2 separate regions of the Mus musculus genome follow, and region 1 is linked to region 2. A link is a loop called in an ENCODE intact Hi-C map of the cell type or tissue named here. Cell type or tissue: left cerebral cortex. All regions are shown on one strand. Links, peaks and the distances in the headings refer to the core of each region. The heading gives the core; the rest is flanking DNA.

Region 1 (11,442 bases), core at 1,133-9,132, 54 kb after region 2:
TGTCTCCACTCTCACTGATCACTGTCCTCAACCCCTTCCAAAGCTGGGCCAACAGGAAGTGAAAATGACGTGGGCCCGCTAAGTGCCTGCACTGACACAGTGGGTGTAAGAGACAGGGGTGGCTATGGTATTATGTAGGTGTGGGCAAGGGTGGTATTCAGGTCAGGGTGGGCTACTCACTTGTCAATCATGGACTTGAAATCCAATACACCCTCGATGAGTTTGGCAGCAAACCTGGAGGATGAAGCAGAGATCTGAAGCCATATGGACATCCACTGGAGGACCCTGGGCCAGGGATGCCTGCCAAGTGTGGGAAGGACCTGTGGAATCAGCACTGCCCCTCGAGAGACATGGGCCTAAGGAGTTCAAAGTAGACCTGCAGCAGTAAGAACCGTCTCCAGTGGGGAGCGCTCCTGGCAGGAGAGGACCTGAAAGGACCTGGGTGTTGTTCAGCAGTGGCACACTATGGCAGGATAGGAGGCAGGCAGTGACTGACTCCCACCAAGGGCCAGCCGGCCTGAAGTATTCCTGATTGGAGATTCAAGGGTACCCTCCAGGGCCCAAGGATCCCAGCGGCCATGCCCTTTCTCTTTCTGAGTCTTTGTGTCCCCATGACACTAGTGTCAACCTCTTCCTCCTTGGGCTATTCAGGGTTTCCTGCCTCACACTAACCATCTCCCAATGTCTGAGGCCATCCCCTGTCCCAGTATGGATGGATGAAGTAAGATATGTAAAATAAAGATACTTTATCTAGTATGTGGGAGAACCCAGGCTGAGTCCCATCTGTAACCAGAAGCCCTGGTCCCTTTATTAGTGTGTGTGTGTGTGTGTGTGTGTGTGTGTGTGTGTGTGTGTGTGTGTGTGTGTAGTCCAGGATCACCAGACCACTGAGCCACACGTCTTTCTTCCTTTCCCCTCCTTTCCCCTCCTGGCTTCTCTCTGTTCTTGCCCTGGTCTCTTTAAGAGAAGCTGGTGCCAATAATGAGTGGCAGGCTCCTGGGCAAGAGATCCCTGCTGCTAGTATTTTTATCTCTGGTAGGACTGGAACAGGGGCCAGGGCAGGTGACATGGCTGAATATGGAAAAGGGGACTGTGTATAAAGGTCATTGTGTGGCCAGCTGAGCAGAGTGGGAGGGACTCAGGGCATGGTTGGAGGGTGAATGATTGCAAAGCCCTGGCATGAGAAGCCTGTCCTCTTGACTTGTGACCATGGGAGATGGTCTCCTCACTGCTCTGAGCCTCAGTTTCCCCATCTGTAAGATGAGGCTGTTGGTGGGATGAAAGCACAGGGCCAAGGCCTTTCCAGTTTCCTAGGGTGCAGATTTGAGGGTTCTGGAAACACACAGAGCCCTGCCCACAGGCACTGCCCAGCCTTGCGCCAGTCTCAGACACTCACCGAAGCTGACCCTGTAGATCCACAAAGTCCTGCTTGGGCAGGATCACTCCTGGGCTGGAGTAGATGACCACAGGCTGGCGGAACTGGAGATAGGCTGTCTTGAGCCACCACTCGGACAGCTGCACAGGACCAGAGTAGAGCTGATCAGGACCCCAGATACCTTGGGGTCTCTGCAGGACTATCTCCCAGCAAGTGCTGAGGTTCACAGCCCCTTCCCTACCTTCTTCAACATCATCTTCCCCTGAGCCTGTGCGACTGGTACTGCCTAGAGAAAAACCTGGGAAAACAACTATAAGCAAACTTGGCCAGGGAATAAACCAGCGAGCAGCTTTCCTCTTGTTTCTTTCTGTGTGTATGTGTGCTGGTGAGGCTTGAATCCTGGACTCCACACACTCGCTAATCTGCATACATTCCGTCGCTGAGCGCTTACTTTATCTTACAAATTCCCTGTCAATGATTATAATACACTAGTAAGTAAAACACATGCCTAGATATGTAGAATAAAGCACAAGGAATGACAGGGAAGAAAAAAGCCCAGCAAGTGGGCTTCCAACCATCTCCAGCTGGGAATTGTCCAAGGGGCAGCAGCCTGCGGCAGGACTACGCACTTGGACTGGTGCTCCTCACTCACCTTAGACTAGGAGGACGACACTGGCTTTCGTCTCAAAATCAGGGCAATCCTAAGGGGCAGCCTCACTGAGAGGGTAAATTATTGTAAGAGTAAGAACATGCGGGTGGGTCCTTTTTCTGCCCCATGGATGGGGTTTCTTGGGATCAGCCATAGGCATGGTGTGGACAGTACTTCAGCCTTTTTTGTGCTCATTACAACTTAAAATAAGTCGTGTTTGTCCATAACTTCCACATATCCCCCTTTGCATTTTATTTTATTTTATTTTACTTTACTTTTATTTATTGGTCTCACTATGTATCGTTGGCTGGCCCAGAGCTTTGCAGAGTAGGCTAGCCTGTGTTGTCTCCCATGTGCTAGCCATGCACCATGATGCTATACCCTATGTCTTAAAGGTTCCTAGACCTCCCCATGTGCTCCATGCCCGTCCCAGTCAGCAGCAGAACGGATCTGCGTCATATACATTGGCTAACCTGTGGCATAGAGCCACTCACCCAGGGACCTTGGTAAGAGACAAGGGAAGGTGACTTGCCATAGGCAGGGAAGACATGTGACTGCCACCTGCTGACTCATAGCCAAGGACTGGGCACTGAGGCATGCTGGCCTTCTGTACATCTCGGGGGTCTTCCTGAAAGCTACTGTGAGGATGTAGGCTTTGGTCCACCTCTCTAGGTCTCAGCTTCTTCAGTGGTAGGAAGCGGACAGACAAGGGTGCCCTCTCATACAGGCGCCTTCACACCTACAGGGATTGCAGGCTACAGTTTAGACAAGGGGAGAAGGTGCCTCCTGCCAGAGACAGCAATGCTTCAAGGGTCCTGTGATGACCCCAACTCTAGTCAGAGCCTTTGGCTTCAAAGAGTCCTTGGCTCAATGAAGTCAGAAAGCCACTAGACCCTAGAATCTCTAAGGTCTTTTTTTTTCTTCTGTTTTTGTTTTTTTAAGACAGGGTTTCTCTGTATAGCCCTGGATGTCCTAGAACTCACTTTGTAGACCAGACTGGCCTTGAACTCAGAAATCCACCTGCCTCTGCCTCCCAAGTGCTGGGATTAAAGGCATGTGCCACCACGCCTGGCTTCTAAGATCCTTTTAAGGCCAGCATTCTGACTTCCATAGTCAAAGGCCCTGAGCTGCTAAGGCTTGGCAAATGCTTGTCCCTAATAAGTCCCACCTAGTTCCTACTTCCCACCTGTGGCTCCAGACTCCACTGAGGTCCATCAACCCCGGGAACTTCCCGTTTCCCACTGTAGTCGGCCCAGACCCACAGCTCTGTCCCTGCAGAGTCTGTGTCTACTGATCCCACCAGCTCAGATGGAGATGCAGAGTCTGTGTCTACTGATCCCACCAGCTCATTTGGAGAATATTTGAAAAACAGAAACCTGCATTCATACTGAGTGCATAGGCTTTTATTTTCACTTTTTGATAATGATCTCTCAAACTATACATATAAGCATATGCATTTACCCATCAATTAAGCGGTTAAAACTTCATCATCTGGAGTTGACTTAGGGTCCATGGGAACAGGTATTTAGACGAGACTGAAATACTGAACTCCCTAAGGGACTTGACTCTGTAGCTCTTGGTATCTGTGGGGCCATGGACACTGAGGGTGACTTTTTCACCCAGCTGTCCCCTATAGCCAGCTTTCTTGAGCTTCATATTGGTAACCTTCTTCCCAGTTGCTTTAAAAAGGGGGCTCCCACCCCTCAGTCCCACTGTATTAGCAAGTGCCATTGGCTGTCTTCCAAACAGCATTGGACCTCATGACTCCCTGTCTCCTTGTGCCAGGCCTAGGCACCACACTCCCCTCCAGGTGAAGGCCTCAGCCTCATCACTGCCCCTGGCTCCTGCCCTGCAGCTTGGGCTCTCTTCCCCCCTTAATCTTTATGTATAATATGAATACAGAAATGTGTACCATGTGCCAGTGTAGATATGTTTTATAAATTGAACAAATTTAACTGATTAGACCCAGAGCCAGGAACATGGTCAGCAACCTCAGGCTGTCCCACCAAGCTTAAGTCTGCACTCCTTCCCTGACTGCCCGTCCTGCTCTGAACACCCTCCAGCCCAGGCGCTATCCCAAAGCAGGCCATATTGCGGCTCCCTTTTCCTCTGCCCTTCCTCTGACAGACACTGCCATTCATAGCTCTGCCTTTCCCCTCAGCCCTGAGAGTGGAACCCAGAGTCTCATACATGCTAGGCAAAAGTTCTACCTCAGAGGCCCAGTCCCAGCCAGTAGCTCCTTTTCAAAAATGTCCATGTAATTCTTCTGCTGAGCATGACCTCACCTGCTGATGCACCACCCTGGTTCCCAGCCTTCTCCCCATGCCCCTAACTAAGTATCAGCTCTGGGGGACCCACGGCCCCCAGGCAACTGTCAGGCTGCTGCCACCTCACTTACCCAGTTCTCCATTTTCTTGGCCCTGCGCTCCAGTCCCTTCTGTAGGCGTTCCCCTACGCCCCCTGAGGTCTGAAACTCATCCACCAGTTGCTTGGTGTGAGCCCATTCTTCCTCACTCACGATGGGCTGCAGTGCCTTGAGGTAATAGTCCAGGGATTGCTGAAGTGGGGGCACAGGCAGCCTTGGCAGTGCATCTTGGTGGGCCTTGAAGCGACCAGAAACCTTCATCAAGGAGGAGGGCTTGAGGAGGCCCAGGGGTTTTACCTGTGGGATGCAGAACAGCCTACTCATTCTCTCAGACTGAAGCACAGCTCTTTCTAAACTACACTCCTAGGCCTTATATGCCATCCCCTGGAGGCAAAGACAGCTTCATGGGTGGGGCCTGCCCTAGATGCCCAGCCCTCAAGGTACAGGAGTACCGTCTCTCAGGGGCCTATATATGCAGGAAGGCTAGGAAAGGGTGGGGGTGTAGATGAGTCACATTATTGGGGTGGCAGAGGTAAGGGGACCTCCCACCTGTCAGGACGCACGAGAGAGATGGCAGCTGACTCTTTAAGCGAAGCCCCCCCATGTCTCACCCCCCCCCCCCCCGCTTCCAGCTTAAGAAATCGGAGAGAACTGGAAATGGGTAAGCTGGTGACAGCACCTCTGGGGGAGGCTTCAGCCTCTGTGCTTTCTCTCCACTGTGGGGCGGTGGTGAGGGGCGTGGGTAGTGCTGCAGCAAGAGCGCTGAGTGGCCTGGCATGGAGGATGAGAGGTGGCAGAGAGAGGCAGGAAGAGGGAGTCCCGGAGACTCTGGAGGTGGCAGAAAGCAAGACAGGAAGGGCCCAGGCTGCTGGCACAGTGGCAGGCAAGCGGCAGTAGCGCCATTCCATACCTTCTCTCTCTGCTGCTCGTCCTCCATGGCAGGACTGAGGATGTGAGCCCTGTCTGTCTGCCTGGGCTGGACCTCTAAGCCTAACTGTGCTACCAATTGGATGAGCAGAAACTAGCAAGAGCGGCCACCTGCCTGGACTGGAAAGAGAAGACAAGACTCACAATTCAGGCGTGAAGGGTGGTGAGGCAGTAGCCACTGGCGTGGTAGCATCTAAGGCTGGAGCAGTGGTAGCTGTGGGGCTGCAGATGCCGCTCTGCCTCTCGCTAGCCTCCAGAAGAGGAGGAGTAAGGCAGGTAAGTGGGCTGGAAGTAGGTACTGAGGTAAGAGGAGACTGGGAGCTCTCTCCTGTCTTCTTTAGATGGGCCCAGTGCCAGGGAGGCAAGCCAAGAGAGGTATTAAAAAATCCACCTGTCAAAATCTTCATAGATCTTTTTGATGTGGGAAAACTTGGCTGGAGGGTGGAAACAGGCTGGCCGCTAACCTGTGGCCCTGAAATCAGCCCTGCTTGGGAATGGTGCAAGACAGGAGATGCCAGGGAAGGGCCACTAGTGGACAACCAACGATTGCCACACACCTGCCCAGCTGTTTCCCTTCCAGACCTCAGGGCCTTGGTGGCCACCCCTCTTTTGGTGGTTTGTTTGTTTTTTCTAAATGAGTTCTGGATCATCCAGGTTGGGATCAATAGTGGGGGAAATACACTTTTGTGCTTCTGCTGTGAGTAATAAGCCAAAAGACCCCATTTGGGCTCAGTTTATTAGCACAACCATGGGATTTGATTGTCTCCTTGTTTCAGTCTCCCTAGCATTAAAATGCTTATGCAGTAAGGTGGTCCCAGAGGGTGACGGAAGGCGGGACGACTTGGAGGAGGGTCTCAGGTGCTGCCAGGACTCTTAGTAGAATCTCAGTCTTAGCTGCCAACCCAGTGTCTGACAGGGCAGTCCAGTTCACAGCTGGATAGACAGCCTGAATCAGAGAGGACAGGAGCTCACCATTAGGATAGCTGCTTTAGATAAGGATGGTGAGGGGCAGCCTGCCACCTCCTGCCTCCTCCTGCCTGTTTGGGGGATTTTCAGTACTAGTCTCCACCTGAGGTTCTCTTAGCAATATGCAATGGGGAGGGTGGGCATCTGATGAACTCAAGGAGACTGGGTAGGCTTGGAGAAGTGGCTCTAGTCGGGCAGAAGCATAGCCTAGGGCTGAGCTCTCTAACCAGTAGCCCCGACAGGTGTCTGAGTCCGAATAACTGGGAGCATTAGGGAGGAGTGGAGTGGAAAGGTACAAAAGACTTGAACCTAGGTTTCTCAGTCTTCTTCTGGGATCGAACCCACCCCTTACCTGGTCTCCTTTATCCACCTTGCAGATCGCACCCTACCAGCCGGTCTGGGGTTTTCTTGACCGTTGCTGGAGGCCCGCCCGTCTTGTCCCGTCCATGGCCCTGCTGGGCGAACTCACCACGGTTCTGGCAGCAAAGGCTAACATCGTCCCAGTCTGTTTGCGGACACTTGGTCCGCTCCGCCCCTCGCGCTGGGTAAAGACTGCGCCACTGCTGGGGTGCTGGGGTCAGTGGGTTCGCGGCTCCGGTTCTAGGTTCAAGGTCGCCGAGTCACTGCCGCTAGCCAGTAGAGGCGGCCCCGCGGCCACCGGGCCCGGCGGGCTGCCGGTGGGGCAGGACTCACGGGGCGGAGCTTTGGTGGCTCGCAGTCCCCGGCCGCTCGCCCCGATCTCGGGGTGGGCCCAAGCCGGGGAGTGGCCGCAGAGGGCGGGGCTTGCGGAGACGGACCTCTAGCTCAGCTGTTAGCAGCCCGGCGCTGGGCTCCCGTCACGGGGTCACAACGGTAGGCGCTGTCCCGCTCGTGCTCTCCGCCTCCGAAAGCCACCTTAGCTGTCGAGGCGGTCACGTGCGTTCAAGTCTGACTGGTGTCCTTGAACGTCACTCTAGGAATGGCAGGAGAACACAACTGTTGACTGGGGACTGTCTCAGATTGCTTGGGTGGAGGCATGCACAAAGAAGATGACAGGTGGCCTTGCTCCGCAAGAATACTGCTGCCATACCTATTCCCTCCATCACCCCTCACCAAAACAAACAAACAAACAAACAAACAAGCAAACAGAACCCGACGCCCCGCACAAACATGGCTGCCAGCGCCGCAGTTGGCTTGCAGGCGGCAGCCGTTAGTGCGCATGCTCCTCGGCGCCCCGCACCAAGATGGCCGCTGCCTCGGTCGGCGCGGCCGCCGCGAGACGGCCGTTGGTGGGCATGCTCCCTGAGTGCCTCGCACCGGCATGGCTGCCGCCTTCGCGCGAGTGACTGTAATTCTCGGCTTCCGGTCCTAGCCAGTCAGCGCTCATTTCCCTGCTGGAAGCTTGGCGGAGCCGGGGAGAGCTGCGGGGTGAACATTGAGAGGGACCGGCGAGCATCCGCTCCGGCTCCTCACGGAGAAGATGGCCGAGGGCGAGCGGCAGCCGCCGCCAGGTAGGGCGGTTGGAGGGCCCGGGCGTGCGGGTGGGAAAGGGGTGTGGCTCGGGGGGTCTCCCGAGTCTGAGGAGCTCTGGGGACGGAGGAGGCAGGGCTGACGGCCTGGGCTGCAGGCGGGTGGCGGTGAGGGCGACCCGGCCAGGGCGGGCGGGCAGAGCGCGGTCAGGGGAAAGGCTCTGGACCTGGGGGCAGAGTTGCCTGGGGTCGGGGCGAGAGGGATCCAGGAGGCTGCGTTCTTTATGAGACTCCGCTCGGGTGGACCTGGGCCTCGCTCGGACGCCAGGCTCCTTCATGCATGTCCTGCCCACCCTGCATGTCTTCCCTCCCTCCGTCCCTCCTTCCGTCCTGCAGGCTTGGCTCTGGGGGTTTCAGTATCTGCAGAGTTAATTGAGAGAAACTGCCCACGGTGTCTAAACCACTAATTTTAAGAGGCTGTTTGTACAAAATGAGAGGGTTGGTGGCATCGTCGTCTGTAACTTTTATTTACACTGTGGCCTCGTTGTGGTCCATCTCAAGTAACTAGGGCAGAGACAGAGGCCAGATGCTCCAGTAGAGACCCCCTTTCCTGGAGGAGGAGAAAGCAGTTTGCTGACTCCGTGTAGTTAAGAAGGACTGGAAAATTCTTACAGAGTGGCTAGGTTGGCTAAACTCAGCTCGTACTTTGATAGTGTTTGATGTACCTTCCACCACACTTCCTTTTTTGTGGTCCCAAAGAAAGTCTCAGGAGGAAGAAAATTTGAAAATCAAAAGAAGCACCATTTTTGTGGCGCCCCCCCCCTAAATATATGAACACGTGGAATTCAAAACCAGACATTTATTTTAAGTTATACAAAATCTCTATGAATGTGTCGTTTTTGTTTGTTTTGTTTTTGTTTTTCGAGACAGGGTTTCTCTGTGAAGCTCTGGCTGTCCTGGAACTCACTCTGTAGACCAGGCTGGCCTCGAACTCAGAAATCCACCTGCCTCTGCCTCCCATGTGCTGGGAGTGCGCCACCACTGCCTGGCCTTATGGATGTGTCTTAATCGACTTTAGTGTTGACATCAAGACATAGATAGTAGCTAGCACTCGGGAGGCAGAGGCAGGTGGATTTCTGAGTTTGAGGCCAGCCTGGTCTACAGAGTGAGTTCCAGGACAGCCAGGGCTATACAGAGAAACCCTGTCTCCACAAAAAAAAAAAAAAAAAGAGTAGCTATCAGGCAGGCAGACTCCTTTTGAAATGAGTGTCTCTGAAGATGAATAGGGAAGGGACATTGGGGACCAGAACCTATGTACTAGAGGGAAAAAACAAACAACCAAACAACCTTAGGAAGGTTGTGGACATTTTTGAGTTACACAGACTATATGGCAAGTCACCATATGTGTCCTTTAGTAGACGGAAATTGAGCCACCCGGGGCTCAGTAAGAGTGCCTGCTGCCAAGTCTGGCAGCCTAAGTTCCATCCTGGGAACCCACGCGTGGGAGAATGGAACTGACTTGAATGTTGTCCTCTGACCTCCACTCACATGCTGTGTGTGGCACACACACACACATACATACATAATTTTAAAATAATTTAAAATGAGGTTTATCAAACTTTCCTCATGGAGTTGTGGTCTGATGTGAGCAGAGTGTTTGGGTGTGGTGAGTACTCACTGGATGCAAACATGTCACATCTGTCACATATGGGAGGTGATAAATCCAGCACACTGGGGTGTGTGTGTGGGGGGTCGTTTGTTTGGTTTTTTGAGACAGGTATGGATGTGTATCTCCAAATCCCCTGGCTCTTTCCATTTTCCTCCTGACATCTCCAGACAGGCTCTGTTCTCTGCACTTGCTACATATCCAGAACTTGTTTAGGACTAGAACTCACTGTACAGACCACACTGGCTCAGAAATCCACCTGTCTCTGCCTCTTGAGTGCTGGGATTAAAGGCCTGCACTGCTGTATCCAGCTTGTGCTTTTGATACAAGGTCACTGGGCCTGGCTAAAAATCACCTTAATAGCCAAGAATGACTTTGTGTGTCCGATCCTCTTGTTCCCCCCGTCCCCCTTCCAAGAGCTCGGGTCACATATGTGGGTCACCATGCTTAGCTGTTTTGTTTTGAGGCAGGGTCTCACTCTGTGCCCAAGGCTGGCTAGAGTTGGGGGTCCTTCTGCCTCCACCCACCTAGTGCTGGGCTGTAGTGATGCTACCGAGCTCCTGCTCAGCGCCAGCTTCTGGGCTACTTTTGGGTTTTTTCCCAAGGGTCATTTGTAAAATTCCTTGTGTTATGATCTTAAGCTGTCAATGCAGGGGATCCAGGGCCTCCGGGTTCCTTGTCAGAGGCAACCTGAGACTGGAGAGGCTGTGAATGTGAGCTCTGTGATAGTCCTGGCTCTGAAGGCTTGTTTGCTTTGTTTGCTTGTTTGTTTTTGATTTGGGTTTGTATTCTGCCAACTGTATTTCTTCAATGGCATGCTCTTGCCTCACAGTGATGTACTGTTTTTTGGGGGACGTAGCCTGGAAGCCGTGTTCTCCGTGAAATAATGTCTGGAGGGCAGTGTCTTGCAGGGAATAGGTCCTGTGCAGGAGGACTGGATCCTGGTTGGTTTGCAGCTTGGTTATTTGGGATGGGGAGGTCATTTCCCATAAAATGTGTCCCCATAAACTGTCGTTAGCTCACCAGGCTGGCTTCAAAGCTTTTTTATTTAGCGTCTTACTTCAAGTAGCAATTTAGTTTTTCCAGGGGCCTCGGATGGGTCTGTGGGAAAAGGTGTGTGGGGTGGGAGGAGGAGACGTTGGGGCTTCTGGACTCCACCCGAGTGGCCTCCACTCCCCTGCACTCTACTTGTGGGTTCTGCCAAGGCAGGGGAGCTTCTCTCTCATTCCCTAGCTTCCCCTCAGGTCTCCATGCCCTGCCCTTCTCCAGGCAGGCTCCCGTGTGCAGAGCGCTCCAGGCCCCTGTGGCTTTTTCTGCTTGTAGTATGGCTAGGTTTTACAGGAGGGCAGCAGGGCCGCCTTCTGTTCTGTGGAGGCTCGTCTTTCACCCTTCCTGACGGTTGCAGTTTTAAAGGGGATGCTTATTGAACGCCCACATCTCCAATTGCAGACTCAGGCTGAGGCGCTCTCTGAGACCTCGGCGCATGGGTTTGGGATTCTTTTTCTCTGTGATAAAGGAGGTGTGTTCTTAGCCAAGCACAATCATTCCAGCACTGTGTAAAAATGCCTTCACTAAGCATCAGATACACAGAGCCTAGGAATGTGCACACGCTAGTCTGTAAACTTACTTAAAATAACTAGCGTTTCCAGACTTTGGGGGACTGTGGAAAACATAATTTTAAAAGTAGAAGGCACTTTTAAATTGTGCTCCCTAGAGATGACCAGCAGAGTTTTCCTGTCTAATCCTTTAGAAGAATGTGAGTTGTTAGGCTGGTGAGATGGCTCAGTGGGTAAGAGCACCTGACTGCTCTTCCAAAGGTCCGGAGTTCAAATCCCAGCAACCACATGGTGGCTCACAACCATCTGTAACAAGATCTGACGCCCTCTTCTGGAGTGTCTGAAGACAGCTACAGTGTACTTACATATAATAAATAAATAAATCTTTAAAAAAAAAAAAAGAATGTGAGTTGTTTTTACAAGAACAGGATACTAAAAACTGCATTTTCTTCACCTGTTAGTATGTAGATGTCCTTCCTCTGCCTGTAAT
Region 2 (11,442 bases), core at 1,935-9,934:
GTAGGGACAAGGTGGATCCAAAGGCTTACTGGCCGGCCAGCCGAGGTCTAGCCAGTGAGTAAAGACCATGTCCTAGTTCCTAGTAAGAGAAAAGATGCCGAAGGTTGGACCTCCGGCCTCTACACACATGCACACATGAGCACACATGCCGACACACAACCTAGGGCTGGCACAAAGCTCAGGCTAAAGTGCTTGCCCAGCATCCATAGAACCCCAGGTTCCAACTCCAGCACCACAGAAACAACACACACACACACACCACACATACACACACACAACACACACACATACACACACACACTCACCACACATACACACACACACTCACCATACATACACACACACACCACACACACCCCATACACATATACACACACACACTCACCACACATACACACACACACACATACGCACACACCCCCACATACACACACACACCACACACACACATACCACCCCCCCAACCCCAAACACACACACACACCACACAGGCACCTTGCACACACACTCACCACACTTCACACATACATCTAAACTGGTTAAGGTAGGATTCATTCTTTTATTCTCTTCTACACCCACAGAAGAGCTTACATTTAGCATAAACTCAGGTCATCTGTATAACTTTAAACAGAGGAAGTTGGCCTGACAGCCTCCGCCCTCAATCCCAGCATTCGCGGTCAAAGCCCCTGGAGCTCTGGGATTTAAGGCCAGCCCTAAATAGCAAAACCTAGTCCAAAGTGAGAAAGAGGGGGAGGGAAGGCAAGGAGGTGGAACTTCAAAAGCTAGAGACAGTGAGTGCCCCACACACAGTCTACTCACCGTAGGGAGTGCTGGGGCCCAGCTCGCTGGCTGCCTCCGCCATGTACTGAGCCAGCAGCTCCCCATTGGTGACTCTCGAGGGCACCTTTCTGTCCAGCTTCTCATATAGGAACTCCTCCACTCGAGCACCTGTAGGGAGATAGCAGTCAAAACCACAGGGCTCTCTGGTCTAAGCCAAAGATGACAGGCAGTGAGAGAACACACCCCGGACAGCCCTACCCCCACCCCAGCATCTGCACTGAAGACTTCCAGGATGCCAAGGCCCAAAGACATAAAATAACAGCTCCAAGTCTCACAGAGCTGAAGTCAGCACCTCCTTGTCTCCCCTATTTGAACAGGATTTATGGTGTGTAGCTGTGGTCCTGAGCCTGATGGGTGCCCACCTGCCTCTGCCCCGCACCCACTCACTGGGGTTGGGCTGCAGCAGCACCTCGGTCTGCCTCAGGATCCGCTCTGTCCAGTTCTTGGTGCTGTCTGCCCGAGCTAGGAGGTTTTCAAAGTGGGCGTCAAGCTCCGTCTTCTCAGCCTGGCCAAACTTCTCCTCTGTGAACTGGGAAGAAGTGCAGGCGAGGGCCTGGGTCAGAACCTCTCACAACCCACCCTGGGTCTTGCTTGCCTTTTTCTAGGGTGAGGGGGTGGTTAAGTCAGGATTGAGGCTCCTGGAAACCCCATAGCATCTCTGGTCCCTCTCTCCACAAAAACATGTGTGCTTTCAGTGAGTGTGAGCCCTGAGGAAACGGTCACCAGGGAGGCAACTTGGTAGCAAGTCCTTAGGGAACAGATGGGGCACAGAGCAAGGGTCTCCATGGGAAAGAGGGGCTAGGACAGAGAACAGAAAGAATCTAGGTTCTAGCTTACAGAGACCCTATTCATGCCTCAGTTCTGTTCACTGAACTCTATGACACTGAGAGAGGGCTTTGCCTCTCTGTGCCTCAGCTTCTCCTTTAAAACAGATAGTAAAAATGCTTCTCATAGGCTACAGAGGGGAAGACAGAAGAGATGTGGGTTAGACACGAGGGGGCTGGCAACTGAGCTTGTGCCCAGCGTGAATACACACACTGCTGATGGGCAGTGTGTCTAGGGAGGGAGTGTGGGGAGGGAGCTAAGCCAAATGTTTGGCTTCTGGGTGTGGCAAACAGAGAACAATGCCAGCCCACCAGAGCCAGCAGCTGAGTGTACCCAGAATCTGGCAGGTCACACGGGTCCCCCATCAGAGCTGGCTGGAGCCATGTGGGCCACCTAGGAATAATGGGAAACTGGTCCAAGTCCTGGCCATCTAATGTCGAAAAGCCCAGGAACAGATATCCCCCAAGCAAAGGCTTTTTCCAGCCAGGTGACCAGGCTTGCCCCAGGTCATTGGCCAGCAGCAAAAGGTGAAATCTGCTCCAGGTGTAAGATAAGGAGCACACTGTACAGCCTGGGGCACAGAGTCTCTGCAGTATTGGAAGCAAGCAGGGTCAAGCTTCCCATTACACAGATATGACCACTGAGGCCAAGCAAAGGGCTATGCTGGAGTCAGGGTTTAGGGGGCAGGAGGCTCTGCAGAGCCACTGCCTGGGATGAATCATACAGAGGCCGGCCAAGGAGCCACCAGGTCTCTCAGTAGCTATCAATTATGCAGCAGGCCCTGGGCTTCTCCCCGCTTTAAGCCTCCCTCCTCCCTCTAACCCTCCCTCCTCCCTCAGCTCCCTGTGCAGCTCAGCCTCTCCCTGTCTTCACAGTCCCTTCCTGTCCGTCCCTTCGTGTGGTCCTAACTCTCCAAGGACCCAAATCCTAGCAGGTCCCAGCCCTCCCAGAGCACCCAGCCCTCTGAGGCTGTGATGAGTCCCACTTTCCAGCTGAGGAAAAGGACCAGAGAGGCGGCAGCAGCTCCCTGGGCCTCAGTTTCTCCCTGGAAAGCAGCTAAAACCCACCTCACAGAACAGCCAGCCAGCGTAGAGCATGGGTTTAACAGTTTTCGTTTTGGAAATTCTGGGAATGGAACCTGGAGCCTCAAATGTCCTGGAGTAGAAGACTCCTGCTGAGCCACACCCAGCCCAGGGGTAGTGTTAGCCAGTGTCATCACTTATAAAGTCTCCCCGTGGTGTCATGGAGTGGGGGGGGGAGGGGGGGCGGAAGCTGCCAAACATACAGGTTCACATGTTTACTGGGTTTTCCTGAGCCCTGGGCATCCACTTTGACCCACTGCTTCCTGCTCGACTTGGGTGAGGGTGAAGCCCTGGCGATGGTACCTGTCACTGCTAAGCTCCTCAGCAGGGTGGCGCCCATACCCACCCACAAGCATAGCATTCCTACTACTCTGGCGTGCTGTGTGGCCTCCCTGCCCTGATGAGGCCACTCTGCCCCTGGCGCCTGCTTCACAGTCTTTGGCTGTTTCGGACACAACTCTGGGGCCCTCTATGAGGGACGCCACCCTGAAAAAAAATCACTCTTGGAGAAGGGATCTTGTCCTTAGGTTTCAAGTTGGGGAGGCCTTGCTCCCTTTGGGATGCAGGTGAGATGAGTCTCTCAAAATTATCACTGGTCCACACAGGGAATGTGTGCTTGTGTGTCCTGGTGCCTGGCACAGGGACACTGACCCATCGGAGCTGTTACACCTTAGTAATAAAGAACACCTCCATCTTCCTGATGCCTCCCTCCCATGGTAGACGCGTCTCTAGGTCACACTACAGGTGCCTGCCGCCTCTGCTACCTAGTGCCTTGTCTTCAAAGGGGAAGGGGATGGTGCCTGAAACAGTCCAAGGCAGTTACCAGCAAAATGGCATCAGCAGGAGGGTGGGTGTGTGGAGCACAGAAAGTCTCTATTTATAACACTCCCAGCTCCCTCCTCCACCCCAGCCTGGGCCTGGGCCCTGGCTGCAGCTCCAGTGTGACCTGTGTGCCTGCCCCTATCAGGCAGAGTGAGGCCTGGAAGCTGTATGCCACCACTACCTCCGAGTCCTCTCTGTGGGCCTGGCCAGGTCAGATGGCAAGACCCAGCAGTGACAGGAAAGCTGCAGATCAGGTTCTTCCCAGATGTGTGAGATAGTGTGGTTGCCATGCCAACCCTGGGACAGGCTTTCCCCCTCATGCAAGAGACAGAGGAGGCTCAGAGGCCCTCGTATTCTCTCTAGTGCTGGGGTTGCCCACCAAGCTTGGACAGGGAGTGGCAATCCGCACTGGGACACTCAGCCTCAGGGGAGACCTGTGCTTTCTAGTAAACACGACCACATGGGCCTCTGAGGGGGAGAGGAGGAGGCTGCGCCTAGCAGGTCAACAAGGGCAGCATACAGAACTTATTCCTGGGGTACTGAGATGGGTTAGACCAGGGGTACAGAAACCTCAGGAACCCCACCCCCGGCCTTGGAGCAGACAGGGCCTCCCAGCTGAGCCTCATACCTGCTTTACAGAAGGCAGAGTGAGGCTCAGATGGCTTGTCCAAGGTCACTGCAGGATGCACAGGTGCACTTAGCCTCAGCAACTGCACTTGCAGCCAACCCAGGAAAGAGGGCCACTCACCCCATTTCTCAGAGCGAGAAACAGAGGCCCTGAAGTAAAGCTCTCCTGTCCCCCAAGGTCATGAGGAGCATTACCATCCATATCCTGACTCCAGCCTTTTGCTGAGACATGAATTCGCCTCAGTTTCTCTTTCTTCTACCAAATGTTTAGGACTTGTTCCAATATCAGCATTACCGGCCTGGACAGAACCCAAAGAGCCTGCCAGATCCTAGCCTTCTGACATCCTTTAGGCCTGGGAAGTAAAAGGAAACAAGCCTCCCGCAGAGCAGAAAGGAAATAACTCCTGGCTTCCGGCCTGACTCCCCAAGCGTGTGAAAGGGACTGGATGCAACCATTAGCACCAACCTGCCCATTGCACGGGTATGGAGACTGAGGCTCGCAAAAGAGATTGGGGTATTTTTGTGTGGCCCTCAACCTGCCAGCCTGGCCTGGGGCGGGGGAGGGGAGGAAGGCAGACTAGTGCAGAGAGGCCTGAACCACCCAGTGGGCATCCACCTCCCGGGCTGTGCAGGCACCAGGGCAGTGGGCAAACTTGTCAGTGTAAACGGGCACTGCCAGGCGCCCAGGCACCGGAGCCCAGGCCCCCATGGGTTCCGGGCCATAGTGGGGTGCAGCTGACCTCGCTGGGAGCTCCCCTGAGCAGCTCGGGGACAAGAGAACAGGGGCCCTAGCTGTACCCAGAGCGCACAGCCGCTGCTGCAGGAAAGGGGCTCCTGCTGCAGAGAGCCTGCCCGCCCGCCCGGGGCGCGCTCCACATCCGGGCCCCATGAGCGGCGTCGTGCCAGGCCTCACCTGCACCGCCCGAGTGAAGAAGATGCCCGCGTCCGACGCCAGCTTCTTCATGTTGAAGTCCATGGCGCGCCCGTACGCAGGGCCGCCACGCCGGCCCCAGAGCAGCCGGCAGCCCCCCGCCCCGCCTCACGCACCCCGCCGCACCCCGCCCACCTGCTGCCTGCGCCCGCCCTCTGCGCGCGCGCGTCCGCGGCCGAGCCGAGCCGAGCGCGGGGCGGGGCCAGGCGCGCGGGGCGGGGCTTTGGGGAGCGCTGCTGCCCCTGCCGGCCGCGGGCCCCACCAGCGGGCTGTTCGCTCTAATCAACGTTTTACTAAACCGGTTTCCGTGCACCCTGGAGGTCTCTGCGGATGCACTGTAACACTATACTATTGATTATTTTGGTAATTCATTATGCAAATTTTAGTTTTTTTTTTTTAAATAGTTGGGAATATATTCGTTTAAAACAGGGTCTCTCCAGGCCCCTCCTGGCCTAGAACGCCAAATGTAGACCAGGCTGGCATCCAATTCACAGAAACTTCTGCTGGGATTAAAAGTGTGCACCACATCTACCCGTTTTTGTTTTTGTTTGCTTTCCTGTTTTCATTTTTTCCCCCTCTGTGTGTGGCTGTATATTTGTGTTTGTGTCTGTGTGTTCGCTTGCGTGTGCATGAGCACAGGGTGTCGCCGTGACCATGACATTGCAGGGATACTCGCATCACACTGGCCATGGGAGCCCGCGGCCCATGCTTCTGGAATTTACATGACTTAATTTATTTAGGTTCTCAAGGCTGTACAGTTAAGTTCTTTAACCATGGAGCTGTCTTCCCAAACCTGTTTTTGCTTTTAAATGTTATTTTATGTTTTATTATGAGTGTGTGTTTGCGTGTGAGAGCACATGCATGTGAGACAGGGGACACAGAAAGCTGTAGCATGGATGTGGAGATCAGAGAACAACTTTCTAGAGTCCCCTCTTCTTCTTGTATATGAGTTCTGTAGTCCTGAAGATCAAACTCGGGGCAAGCTCCATGACTCGCTGAGCCATCTCTCCGGCCTCCTTTTATTTTGTTTGTTAATTTTTAAAATGTGTTTATGTGTAAGGGTGTTTTGCTTGCATGTACTATGGATTCTATGTGTGTAGTGCCCTCAGACACCGGAAGAAGGTGTTGGATCCCCTGGGACTGACATTACAGATGGCTGTGAGCCACCATCTGAGAGCTGGGAACAGAACCCAGGACCTCTGAAAGAGCAGCCAGTGCCCTTGACTGCTAAGCCATCTCTCCAGCCCCTCCCTCCTTTTCAGATTTATTTCTGTTTTTATTTGTGTGTATGTGAACACACACCACATGTTTACAGAGACCAGAGGAGGGGGTCAGATCTGGCAGAGCTGCAATTAAAGGCAGCTTTGAGAAGCCTCACACGGAGGCTGGGAACCAAATTCTGGTCCTGTGAAAGAACAGTGTGTGGGCTTGACCTCCGATGCACTTTTGCCTGCTTTGTTGTTGTTGTTTATTGGTTTGGGTTTTTTTGGTTTTGGGTTTGGTCTTTGCTGCAAGGTCTCTCTCCTGCAGCCCAGGCTGCTCTCAAACTTAATACACAGTTGAAGACGGGCACGGCTTCTCCATCTTCCTGTTGGAATCACAGGTGTCGCTTCCTAGCTGTAAATTATGTATGCAGCAGGCACAGGGCACAGAGTGACAACTGGGTGTGTGCCATTTCAGTGGAATAATGAAGGCAAGCTCATTTATCACGCCTGTCGACTTTTGACCCGTCACGAGAACATTCCCTGTCTACATCCTTAGCCGTTTTAAAACATGGGAAATCTGATTAGTCCTTGTCACCCCACCACTGTGCGATAGTGCTCTAATATCAGTCGTCTTCTCTGCCTGTCCCTTGTCCCCCTGTCCCCTGCCACTGTCTTTCCCTTTCCATCACTTTCCCTTTATTTGAACTTTGTCTCTGGTCCCTCTCTCAATTCCTCTCATCATCCTCTCTGGGACTCTGCTTCTAGACATTTACCTGTTTCTTCTGCCAAGGCCTGGTGATAGATAATGCAGGGCCACTAAACTAAGGACAGGCCCTATTGCTTCCTCATCTGGCTGAGAGAAGGATGGACAGGACAGAGAGCTCACAGGCAGGGAGAAGGCTCTCAAGCCAAGCATGAGCCTTCTTAGTTGGGAGGTTCGTAATGACTATTCCTGGTTGTCAACTTACTATATAGAGACTACCCTTACGTTCCGTGACTCTAGAGAACCCTGGCTAATACAAGGTCGAAGTTCGTGTTTCTGCCAGGTGGAGAAAATGGGCTGCTCTAGGACATGAGCATGGCCTGACCTTGAGTGCGGTCGCTCAGTCCCCGGAAGGCAGGAGGACGTCCTGCTTCTACTGCTTCCCCTGTGGCTCAGGGAAGAGGATTTGGTGCCTGACTCCATCTGTTCTTGCTCCTGCTTCAAAGATTCATCTTTTTTTTAAAAAGATTTATTTATTTTTATTATATAGAAGTACAGTGTAGCTGTCTTCAGACACTCCAGAGGAGGGAGTCAGATCTCATTACGGATGGTTGTGAGCCACCATGTGGTTGCTGGGATTTGAACTCAGAACCTTCGGAAGAGCAGTCAGTGCTCTTAACCGCTAAGCCATCTCTCCAGCCCCCAGCAAGCACTTTTAAACCACTGAGCTATCTCTCCAACCCTTCAAAATTTGTTTGTTTCTCTTCTCCTTCTCCTTCTCCTTCTCCTTCTCCTTCTTCTTCTTCCTCTTCCTCTTCCTCCTCTTCCTCCTTCTCCTCCTCTTCCTCTTCTTCTTCCTCCTCCTCCTCCTCCTCTTCTTCTTCCTCCCCCTCTTCTTCCTCCTCTTCCTCTTCAGTCAGGGTCTCACTATGTAGCCTTGGCTACTATACAGACTGGGCTGGCCTAGAACTCACTGAGATTCACATGCTCCTGCCTTCCCAGTCCTGGGATTAAAGGTGTACATCACCACACCTGTCAAAATCTCAGCTTTGGGCTGGAGAGATGGCTCAGTGGTCAAGAGTACTGACAGACTGCTCCTCTGAAAGGTCCTGAGTTCAACTCCCAGCAACCACATGGTGGCTCACAACCATCTGTAATGAGATCTGATGCCCTCTTCTGGTGTGTCTGAAGTCAGCTACAGTGTACTCGTATACATAAAATAACTAAATAATATTAAATAGGGCTGGAGAGATGGCTCAGTGGTTAAGAACACCGACTTCTCTTCCGAAGGTCCTGAGTTCAAACCCCAGCAACCACATGGTGCCTCACGACCATCCTTAATGAGATCTGACGCCCTCTTCTGGTGTGTCTGAAGACAGCTACAGTGTACTTAGATATAATAATAATAAAAAAATCTTTAAAAAAATAATATTAAGTGAAAACCTCATCTTTTCACCCAGAGCTGTTCCTCAGCTGGTCCCTTTGCTTTGTCATCTGTCTGTGCAGGGGTGAACCTGAGCCATCTGGGTGTTTGTTCAGGCATCTGGGTGTTGTCCTAAGAGCAGGCGGGGCCCAGATATGTGGAGTTTGAAAATAAAACAAAACAAAACAAAAAACTTCAGGAGACTGCCAGTCTCCTACCACTGACCTAACATTAACAGGCTCTGTAACTACACACTGGTAACTCACAAGCCCCAAGTGTCTGTGTTCACAGTCTTGTATGCGAAATTGTTCCTCTTTACTCTGTACTTACCAGGATCTGTCTGTAGCTGGCCATAGTGACCATTCAGACAGCATCCAGCTCTGTCCTGTTAAAGCCATTTATAATTGCATGTCTTTATTCAGTAACTCACACTGGCTGAAAAGGATCAGTAACTGGAGGCTGGAGAGATGGCTCAATTGGTAAGCCCAGTGTATTGTTCTTGCAGAGAACTAGGGTTCAATTCCCAGCACCCACAGAATTCCTCTCAGTTGTAACTCCAGTTCCAGGCGATCAGAGGTCGCCCTCTTCTGGCCTATATAGGCACTACTTGCACCTTTTACCAAAAAAGTTCACTTTGGCCTTTATTTTTTTCCCCTGATATTCAAATAATAATTATTTACTAATTTAGAATTTGGATGTAGCTGGGCAGAGTTTCACATGCTTGTATATAATTCCAACACTTCGCCGGGCAGTGGTGGTGCACGCCTTTAATCCCAGCTCTTGGGAGGCAGAGGCAGGCAGATTTCTGAGTTCGAGGCCAGTCTGGTCAACAAAGTGAGTTCCAGGACAGCCAGGGCTACACAGAGAAACCCTGTCTCGAAAAAGAAAGAAAGAAAGAGAGAGAGAGAGAGAGAGAGAGAGAGAGAGAGAAACCCAAAAAACCAAACCAACCAACCAAACAAACAAAAAAAACCCCAATAATTCCAGCACTTCAGGCGATTGGAGGCAGGAGGATCAAGAATTCAAGATCAGCGGGCAGTGCGGTGGTGACACCTGGCTTTAATCCCAACAGAGGGCAGGAGTTCCAGGACAGCCTGGGCTACACAAAAAAAAAATCGCCTCAGAAAATAACAAAACAAAACAAAAAAAACCAAAAACCAACCCAACCAACCAAAACCCCAAACCAAACCAAACTAAAAAACAAACATACAAAACCTGCTAGTCTCCAAAGCATAGATCCTTTAGGAACCCTGTCTCAAAAAAAAAAAAAAAAAAAAAAAAAAAAAAAAAAAATCCAAAACCAAGAAACCAAACCAAACCATGCATAAATAAGGGTTGTAGATGTGCGTGTGCGTGCATGCGTGTGTGCCTGTTGGTGTGAGAGTATGTGTAGCGCAGGAGTTTGGTAATCAGGTGTGACATCCCAGTGACAACAACGCTGAGGACCAGCGTGTGGCAGAGACTCTCTAAGCAGCTGCTTCCCAGAAAGCCCCAGGTGTCCACTAACTCCACCGCCTTTTTAGTGTCCGTGTGTCTGTCTAATCCTAGTGACCAATCGGAGGAGAGAAGAGGACATTCCACACTGCAACCACACTTAGGGGGCGGTGCGAAAAGCGAGGGAGGCGGAGTCTGCGTGATCACGTAGCTCACCCCATTGGCCAAGGGCCTCGCCGATGCGGAGCGATATGGAGACGCTCATTGGTCAGAGCTGTGTTGGCCGGCCCGAGGCCACGCCTTCCCCATCCAGCGGCGTGGTTTGGTTGTATTGCCGCCTGGAAAGGAGACGCTGCCCTTCCCCAGCGATGGGATCCCTGGTGAGTGACGGCCACTGCGCGGGCGACCAGATCAGCAGGGCTAGAAGCGAGGCTTGCGGAGCATGGAACCCGGCCCACGCCGGGGTCTGCGATCCAGCCAGCCCGCGAAGGTGTCCAAGGTGGGATGAGTGGATCCCCTGGACCAGGCGGCTCGAGAGGATGCGTGGCTCCGTGGGTGGAACGAGAAAGGAGCTGGGTCAGAGAGGAGACTCCCGGGCCTGGAACGCTGCGAGCATCTAAAAGTATGGTCGCGGGCACCTCCCCCCCCAGGTGTGCCGGCTGTGGGCAGCGCTGTATGTGGACAGCGGTCAAGGATGTCCTAGGGAGGTCGGGGCCAAAGCAGGAAGGTCCCTGCCCAGGCTCCGCAAGGAGCAGATACTGAAGCTTGGAATATTGTTGATGTTCACTGTGGGGTTGCCCAATGCCCGGCTGCGTGGGATCCCACAGAGATGTGCAGGGGTGGGACAAACAGGACATGAGGCAGAGTGAGCTGTAGTACTGCCTGGTTCTGATAACACAGCCAGGTCAAAGTGGGACGAGAGAATGCTCAGGCCAATTAGTAGGGTTGGCTTGCACAAAAGAGGAGGGCCTGGATTGGAAAGCCGGGATATCAGGCCTAAGGTGCCAGGGTGGAGGAGCAGATAACCTACCTGCTCAAGAATGTGGAGCAGGATTGGTGGCCAGCATTAGAATAGAGAGACAGGTAGGATATGATGATGAGCTTGGACCCTTCCTTCCTCTTGGGCACAGACAAGGCTAACTGGACTCACCTGCAAACAGATGCCAGGCCTCCCCTTCCCTCTCTCCTCCTGCCTGGATCCTAGAATAGGCTCACCTCTAATACCAGGTGGCCTTCCCAGACGTTCAAGGCCCTCAGGTTTGATACAAGCAAGCAGCAGGCAATGGCTAGGGTGCTCGGCCCAGCCTCGGTCCTCATCTCTCAAAGCCTCAGTATTCCTATCCTTGCGTGCTCTGAGAAGGACTCCACTGAGGCCTCACAGAGAGCTAGTGCGCTGGCTTGTTGAAATGCTCTGAGAAGTATATCTCCTGCTATTTGATGTCCTTGTCTCTCACTCAGTGCCCTGCCAGGCTGGAGGCACATCATAGCCCACTTAACCTCTAGGCAAAAATGTACCCTGCCCTTGACAGTGTGGCAATTTCTTTAGCCCT

Evidence for each region. Hi-C counts contacts between places; a loop is a spot of excess contacts. Peaks named below come from ENCODE experiments on the same cell type or tissue, not always from the same donor. Only the 100,000 strongest peaks of a DNase experiment are listed, where the experiment ranks them.
Region 1: a loop joins it to region 2, with 2.1 times the contacts of the local background. A loop is called at or near these places in 5 of 42 quality-filtered maps.

Annotation. Positions count from the first base shown.
Region 1 is chr2:30,408,561-30,420,002 of GRCm38, forward strand. It overlaps Crat (carnitine acetyltransferase), which reads right to left and starts at 7,188. Exons shown (of 14, transcript NM_007760.3): 1 at 6,752-7,188; 2 at 4,423-4,686; 3 at 1,397-1,515; 4 at 181-234. The coding sequence starts at 6,778. It overlaps Ptpa (protein phosphatase 2 protein activator), which reads left to right and starts at 7,490. Exons shown (of 10, transcript NM_138748.5): 1 at 7,490-7,772. The coding sequence starts at 7,742. In left cerebral cortex, for the core only: a CTCF peak has its summit at 5,108; DNase peaks (open chromatin) are centred at 5,158, 7,109, 7,495 and 8,036; H3K4me3 peaks cover 3,500 bases; H3K27ac peaks cover 3,673 bases.
Region 2 is chr2:30,354,034-30,365,475 of GRCm38, forward strand. It overlaps Sh3glb2 (SH3-domain GRB2-like endophilin B2), which reads right to left and starts at 5,283. Exons shown (of 12, transcript NM_001289709.1): 1 at 5,110-5,283; 2 at 1,228-1,369; 3 at 820-948. The coding sequence starts at 5,172. Miga2 (mitoguardin 2) reads left to right here and starts at 10,200. Exons shown (of 16, transcript NM_001242407.1): 1 at 10,200-10,272. In left cerebral cortex, for the core only: CTCF peaks have their summits at 5,396, 8,378 (motif pointing left) and 9,040 (motif pointing left); DNase peaks (open chromatin) are centred at 3,621, 3,843, 4,662, 5,241 and 1 more place; H3K4me3 peaks cover 3,234 bases; H3K27ac peaks cover 3,461 bases.